Regions from separate parts of the Homo sapiens genome. Here region 2 is linked to region 1. The links are chromatin loops, found by intact Hi-C in ENCODE. Cell type or tissue: natural killer cell. All regions are shown on one strand.

What was found. A loop is a pair of places that touch in the nucleus more often than their neighbours do. Peaks named below come from ENCODE experiments on the same cell type or tissue, not always from the same donor. Only the 100,000 strongest peaks of a DNase experiment are listed, where the experiment ranks them.
Region 2: a loop joins it to region 1, with 5 times the contacts of the local background. A loop is called at or near these places in 6 of 110 quality-filtered maps.

Annotation. Positions count from the first base shown.
Region 1 is chr12:94,179,061-94,183,060 of GRCh38, forward strand. PLXNC1 (plexin C1) reads left to right here. Exons shown (of 31, transcript NM_005761.3): 3 at 2,386-2,520. Among named protein-coding and RNA genes, the nearest start is that of PLXNC1-AS1, 4.6 kb to the left of the region's middle. In natural killer cell, no CTCF peak of the experiment used is centred here; DNase peaks (open chromatin) are centred at 1,701 and 2,061; H3K27ac peaks cover 983 bases.
Region 2 is chr12:94,242,967-94,246,966 of GRCh38, forward strand. PLXNC1 (plexin C1) reads left to right here. Exons shown (of 31, transcript NM_005761.3): 12 at 972-1,059. Among named protein-coding and RNA genes, the nearest start is that of PLXNC1-AS1, 69 kb to the left of the region's middle. In natural killer cell, no CTCF peak of the experiment used is centred here; DNase peaks (open chromatin) are centred at 1,425 and 2,055; H3K27ac peaks cover 1,872 bases.

The DNA.
Region 1 (4,000 bases):
CTGATCGCAGGGCAAAGCTAGACTCGGGCCCAGGTCCTGGAAAGGAGAAGTGAATGCGGGAAGTTGCTCTGTGCAAAATTGATAAGAAGCCTTTGGCTAAACAGCAAATCCCTAACTGCCATCAGGATATGTGGGAACAGGCATATTATTGATTAGTAGATGTGTGAAGTAGACTTTGTCCAAAAAGAATCTCAGGTGCCAAATTTTTCTTTTGAAACCATGCGCCCAATGTGGCTGATGTCTACAGTGGTAGAGATATGAATACAGATAATCTATCTGGATGTGTTCAAACTGACAAAATGTTGAACACCTTCACTTTTCAAAGTAGTGGGTACAAATTGTGTTAGGTACAAAGAAGATTAAAGGTTAGGTACAAAGGTGATTAAGACATGGTCCCAGGCCAGGCACGGTGGCTCACGCCTGTAATCCCACCACTTTGGGAGGCAGAGGCGAGCGGATCACCTCAGGTCAGGAGTTCAAGACCAGCCTGGCCAACATGGTGAAACCCCGTCTCTACTAAAAATACAAAAATTAGCTGGGTGTGGTGGCGCATGTCTGTAGTCCCAGCTATTCAGGAGGCTGAGGCAAGAGAATGGCTTGAACCTGGGAAGCAGAGGTTGCAGTGAGCCAAGATCGCACCACTGCACTCCAGTCTGGGCGACTGAGTAAGACTCCATCTCAAAAAAAAAAAAAAAAAAAAATGACATGGTCCCTGCGCAAAAGGAGCTTGCAATCTAGTAACAGATTATTATCTATTGACTATTGATTATGTGCTAAGCATCTTTCATAGTTCTTATTTGATCCTTACAAAACTGTAATAAGGAAGGCACTATTAGCCCCATTTTAGAGATGAGGAAATTGAGGCCTAGGGAGATTAAGTTACCAGTTCAAAGTAGTGCAGCTACTTAAAGGATGGAGGCAGGATGCAAACTCAAGCTTAAGCCACCATTATACTTCTCTAGCACTATAGGATTCGAGTCTCCCGATGGCTCTTCATACCCACACTTCAAACCCTGCCTTCTTACCATCTCCTCTTGCTCCTTGACCCAAAGCCCTGCCATGGCCTCCTCTCTCTCATCTACAGTAAAAGGCAGGCTGTTTACACAGGCCCACAAGACCCTTGATTATCATTCCCCTGTTATCTTACTATCTTACTGTTCACTCCTCTACCTCTCTCCACTGAAGCCACCCTGGCCTCCTCCCATTTTAGTTTCTTTGCACTGACAGGGCTGCTTTTAAGAACATGTTTCATTCAAGTATGAAAATAACTCATCTCCTGCAAGTCTAAATAAATATCACCTTTTCAGTGACACCTACCCTGAACATATATTCTCTTAACCCCTGACCCCACTATATTTTATAATTTACTTTTTTCTTATTAATAGTCTGCTGTTACTCACCCCACCATACACACACAGGAATGTAAGTTCTATGAGGTCAGGAGCTCTCCCTTCCCCATTTTGTTCACTGCCATTTTTCAAACACCCAGAACAGTGCTGGGTACATAATGGGTGTTGGGTAGATGTTTGTTGACTGAAGATGGATGAAGCTCAGGTGTGTCCAATTTCAAAACCACTGAGTACTGAGTCACACTTGCGTATATTTTATATGTGAACACAAACCTACTTGTCTGTATCTGCCAAGTTAATCTGGGTCACTTCTAACTGTATGATGATCAGAGTATCCTGTGCAAATACATGTGGGAGCTACTTCCTTTAATTTCCAGTCTCTCTTGAGACAGCACTAATGAAGCTGTCACTTGTGGCTTCCTATAGGGCCAGACATGGTCAGAAATTGTGGTCAGCCAGCTTCCACATATGAGGATACTACCCCAGCCCTGAAGAGCGGCTTTTTTTGTTTGTTCATTTTTGGTAACTTTGCCTTTACAAAAGAAGAAATATTATGCTTGTTATTACCAGCCTTGTTGAGGACTGAGATGTGGGAGGATGATTAAGGAGCATGGTACCTTAGGCAGTATTTGTAGTGAGTGAAAAAGGATGTAGCTTTATGATTAAGCTACAATTTTTGCCACCCTGCTATTCAAAGTGTTGAATAGAGGCCGGAAGTGGTGGCTCACACCTGTTACCCCAGCACTTTGGGAGGCTGAGGCGGGTGGATCACGAGGTCAGGAGATCAAAACCATCCTGGCCAACGTAGTGAAACCCCATCTCTACTAAAAAAAATTAGCTGGGTGTGGTGCATCTATAGTCCCAGCTACTTGGGAGGCTGAGGCAGTGGAATTGCTTGAACCTGGGAGGCGGAGGTTGCAGTGAGCCAAGATCATGCCAATGCATTCCAGCCTGGCGACAGAGCGAGATTCCGTCTCAAAAAAAAAAAAAAGTATTAAATAGAAATCATGTTTCTCTTTTTGAAAAAAAAAAATAGGTTATTCTTGGTGAGAATTTGACTTCAAATTGTCCAGAGGTTATCTATGAAATTAAAGAAGAGACACCTGTTTTCTACAAACTCGTTCCTGATCCTGTGAAGAATATCTACATTTATCTAACAGCTGGGAAAGAGGTAGGTAGAAATACTAGTTATTGCTTCTGATTTATGAATAAAAATGGTTTAATTGATGTCATTATCTAGTAGCAAAGCTTTTACTTTGAACTACAGAGTTTAAGCAGTGCCCCAGGCTTTGAGGAGACCCGCAGTGGTTCACAGGCACGGAATTAAAAACCTTACTGACTGTCAGTAAGTAAGCAAGAAATATTATCTATTTAGACAATTTTATTATTGGCTATATTTCCAGTGCCAAGTTTTTCAGAGGAGGGTGTGCTTGGAAATGGGCGCATAATCAGCAAGGTAACTGAATTTACACATTTATTGTGTGGGCACTGAACGGTTAGATGCATTTATGAATATACCCAATGGGACTGGCTTTGGAATTTGGGGTTAATATCAGGCCACAGTCTCATACACATTCATGAACCAGGAAATATATGGTACTCCCCCTCCCCCTCTTCATTTATCTTGCTGTTTTGGCTTTTCTTTTGCTTCTGCTTACTGAAATAAAAGTAATATATTTTTATATTTTCTTCATCTTTACCAAGTGCTGTCACCAAGGGAAGGGGAAAAGAAACTAATTGTTAATGAGTCTCTACTATGCATTAGTCACTATTCTTTGCATGATCTCTGTCTAGGTGCATAGAATTGTGTACATATACATACACACAAGTGTAGAAAACAGTGTTAATGAAATGTGTTACTGACCGGGCATAGTGGCTCATGCCTGTCACCCCAGCACTTTGGGAGGCTGAGGCAGGAGGATCACTTGAGGCCAGGAGTTTAAGGCTGCAGTGAGCCATGATCAAACCACTGTACCCTAGCCTGGGTGATGGAGCAAGACCCTGTCTCAAAAAAAAAAAAAAAAAAAAAAAAAAGGCTGGGCATGGTGGCTCACACCTATAATCCTAGCACTCTGGGAAGCCAAGGCAGGGATCACCTGAGTTCAGACGTTCAAGACCAGCCTGGGCAACATGATGAAACCCCATCTCCACTAAAAATACAAACAATTAGCTGGGCGTGGTGGTGCATGCCTGTAATCCCAGCTACTTGGGAGGCTGAAGAACAAGAATCGCTTGAAACCAGGAGGTGGAGTTTGCAGTGAGCTGACATCACACCACTGCACCCCAGCCTGGGCAACAGAGTGAGACTCTGTCTCAAAAAAGAAAAAAAAAAGAAAGAAGAAGAAAAAGAAATGTGTTATTAATTTAATAAAAATAAATGTGTTATTAATTTATTTTATGTGAAGAATCTAAGACTTGGAGAGGTTAAATAACTTGTTCAAGAATATCTGTATCTATCTATCTATCTATCTATCTATCTATCTATCTATCTATCTATCATCTATCTATCTATCTATAGGTTAGCCTTTGCAGGGCTGTGACAAAAACTCAACCCTGATTCTAAAGCCTCTGATAAATGATATTAAATCCAAAATTTGTGAAAACTGGACATTCCCTGGCTCAGTGGTTTTGACCTATGACCGTTTGAACAT
Region 2 (4,000 bases), 64 kb after region 1:
ACCTGCGACATTCTGAGCCTGTGTGTCTTGGCTGCTCCTTGGTCACTGTGCCTTGAGCAAGAATGTGGCTCTAAATGCTGGCCATCGGGAGATCACGCTTGGCTCGGTTTTCTGGTAATGGCTACAGACTGGCATGAGGCCAACTCAGCCCTTCCCCATTGTGGCTGGAGGATTCAGAGATCAGTGTCTTCTCTCTGCCCTACACAAATTGGGTTGCTCAGGCCCACCTCCTGGTCTTGTCATCAGGGGCTCAGCTGGCTGTTGGACCTGACGTACCCAGGCTCTTGTCCCCTAGAATGAGTGTCTGGTGACCTACGTGAACAGGGGTGCAAGGGCAGACAGAGCTGTGGACAGCTGTTTCTTTCACACCCAGTGACCGCTTTGCTTATATGCACTGAGAAACGTGAAGTTATTTGGCCTGGTTTTAGAGAGATGGAATGCAGCTGTTATTTATACGGCGTACCAAATAGGAATTTACACTTTGCATGTCATCTGTAATTCTACCTTGCCCAAAGTGTTTCCTGTCTCTCTAAATAACATACCATTGGTAGGTTAGGAGTTTGATTTTGAAAATTCTTAGATTGAAGTCTCTTTATATAGATTAAACAGTAATCAAACAAAATTCTGTTTAGTGAAACCTTTTCAAGGTACAGCTCCTGATCTGATTATATGTGGCGATATGACACAAACAAAATTCAAATTCCATCAAAGAATCTGGGCATTTTCCTAGAATTAAAATAGGATCTGACCTGAATTTTTATATTTATGCATCTTGAAACCCATGAATTTGTGGCTGGTATCCTGAAAAGATTCCCAAAATTGTCCTGTATTTGAAATTAAAATTCATTAATTTGCTCTCAAACATAATTGGGTTTAATATTAAACATGAATAAATTGATAGCTTTGTTCATAAATGCAAAATGCCTGTGTGTTAGCTATGAAACCCTTATTGTTGCTTTTATTCCTTGCAGTGGTGGTCAAAATATAACCATGATGGGCAGAAATTTTGATGTAATTGACAACTTAATCATTTCACATGAATTAAAAGGAAACATAAATGTAAGTCTCCAGCTGCTTTGTAATAATAGTTGTTTTCAAGGATGGTTCTATTTTCATCACACTATGCTATGTTGGGGGTATTTTTTGTTTCTGTGACTTTGGTGTTATAAACTTTTACCTATGCTATCATATATTCTATCCATGCTAGAATGGAAATAATAAGACCTTATCCTTGTAGCTGAGTATTTCTAGTTGCAGCAATGAGGAAAGAGAAATGAACTTGGTACGATAAGACCTGACATTTTCTTTTTATGTGATTTGTGGCAAGTCACCCTAATGAGGCAATGCTTATGAATATGTGTGAAAATGCTCCGTGAATGGTTAAGGTGTGATATAAAGAATTGCATTTCTGTGAAGAGTAGGTGGTATTGTTCCCATTGCACAGAGAGAGTTGGGTTCACAGAGGTTAGATGACTTGCCAAGGTCCCAGAAATCTTGTCATGTGCTTCTCCTTCTCTTCGACCCAATTTGTTCCCTACCATCTGATGTCACCTTCTCTTACCTTTCGTCTCCCCACAGGAGAAATGGTAGGAGGGGTCTGGTTTCCACCTTTGCCCGATTCTCCCACTGGTGCCTCCAGATGGGGATCCTCTAGAGCAGGGGTGTCAACCTTTTGGCTTCCTGTGGCCACATTGGAAGAAGAATTGTCTTGGGCCACACATAAGATACACCAACACTAACGATAGCTAATGAGCTAAAAAATGGTTTGTGCATAATTTCCGTGATATCCACCACCACAGATAAGCAAAAAAGTCCTCACATTCAAAAGGCTGGACACGGCTGCTCTAGATGGAAGCTTCTGATGCCAAGAGGGGAGATGAGGGATTTCACATACAAGTCAGGCCTCCAAGTGTACTTGCACACACTTCTAAATATCCTTCCCCATTCTTTCTTCCCCTTTTTCCCTCTCCTTGATGAGATATGTGAGGTGGCTGCCTCTCTGGGGCCCTGCCTGACCACTTCCTGCCAAGGCTGACACACTCCCTCCTCAGGAGCAGTGTGGGTTCAGACCCAAATTCCGGGGGCCGCCTGATAGGCCGTCCTTACAGCCTTGTGGTGCACACATTCACCTGCTGACACAGTTCAGAGCCACTTCCAAGCCTCACACTGTATCTGACTCCAGGCCTCATCTCCATGGTGTGAACACCTCCAGTTGAATGGCTCGTATAGTTTGACCCTCTGAGCAGAGGCATTACCTGAGTTTGTCACGGACTTGCTCTCCCTCCTACTTGCTGTTCCCAAATCAAGTTGAATTTTTTGAGCACCTACTGCAGGCAAAACATTTTGCTGGGTGCAGGGACAAAAGATAAGTGAGATAGTCATATTGCCTTCATGGAGGCAGGCAGCAAATCTACATTGGGATTGAAAGTTGAGGCTGGGTGTGGTGGCTCACGATTATAATCCCAGCACTTTGGGAGGCCAAGGCGGGAAGACTGCTTGAGGCCAGGAGTTCGAGACCAGCCTAGGCAACATAGTGAGACCCCCATCTCTATAAAATAAAAATTAAAAAAGTTGACAGCACAGAGTATCATCAGGTTCTAGGTCCTCTGGTTCCCTAACTGTTCAGAAACCCTGTGAGTCCAAGAAGACACCATTTCTTTTCACATTAAAGAGAAATTAAACATGCATGGGATTAAGTACGCCTGCAGTATGGAGTGGGGTGGGTGGAAGCAGGGAGGTGAGTTCAGGTACAGAGGACAGAGTCCTCGCAGGCCCGTGCTGGGAACATCACTCAATCCTGCTTAGTGGGAACCTAGAGGGTGGGTCTGGAATGACCAAGAGCGATAGCTGTAAAACTGAGCTGGGGCCACAAAAAGCAGCGTCAGACTGAAAACTTTGCCCTTAATTCTGTAGGCAGCAGGGAGCCACTGAAGATCTCTGAGCAGGAAGTGACATAGGTCTAGGTACACTGGACTCACACTGGACCGAGACAATTAGTGACAATGAAAGCAGTCAGAAGGTTACCAATGGGAAAAGAGACTATGCAGAAAGCAGTAGACTAGGGAAAGGGGAGGATTCTGACCCAAAAGGCTTCGGTGTCCTGTCTTGAGTCCTGGGAAACCACGAGAAAAGAAGAGAGTGTCCAACCCCCAGCAGGGGCCAGCTCCTGAAGTGCTTGTTGCCGCTGAATCACTCTTTGTTGGGGAACCTCCTGCAGGGCGGTTATTATTTTGGCAATGGTGCACAGCTGAGTTTGGAGAGGCAGGAACTGAAGAAAGGCTGGGAGCCCAGTGAGGATGCTCATGCCAGTGCAGGTGTGTCTGAGACGTCCACAGTCTCTCTGGGCTGACAGTAGCTCCCTTTGGGCTGTGGTTAGCAGAGCAGGTCTCAAGTGCTGGGGCATCGTGAAGCTAGAGATGACCAGCTTGTCTTTATAGCAGTATCGTTGAAGGGAGAGTGGGGGTGACATCATGGGAGTGAGAGCACAGAGGAGGAAGAAAAGAGCACCTAGGACTGGTGGCAAAGCTTCATTTTAAGGAATGACAGACAGTAGGATGGGCCGTGAAGGTGGCCGAGAAGGTGCTCAGAAACCAGTGAAAAAGAGTAAATCGCATGGCGCGAGTTTGTCACGAGTATGGAACTGTAGAGTCTTGAGGATAATAGGGTTGGGTGATCCTCTCACCTGCAATCCTTCTAGAAGGCATCTTCAGTAAAAAGCCAGCCTGCTAGGAGTTAAGGCTGCTGAGGCAGTAGAGACAGTGGTTTTCATCCTGAGGACAGAAATGTGAGCAGGAGATTCAGGGCTATAGTTTGGAAAGATGTGAAGGGAAAGGAAGGTTGTGCTTGTCCAAATCTCAGCTCTTTACATCATATTTTCCCACCAATTGCCTCTTCCTATTGTCTTTTTTATGCTCTAGTATCAGGGGGTGGCGGGGGTGGGGGAAAAATAGTTTTTCCCACCTGATAAATTTCTTTTTATGAGTTATAATTGCTTTTCTGT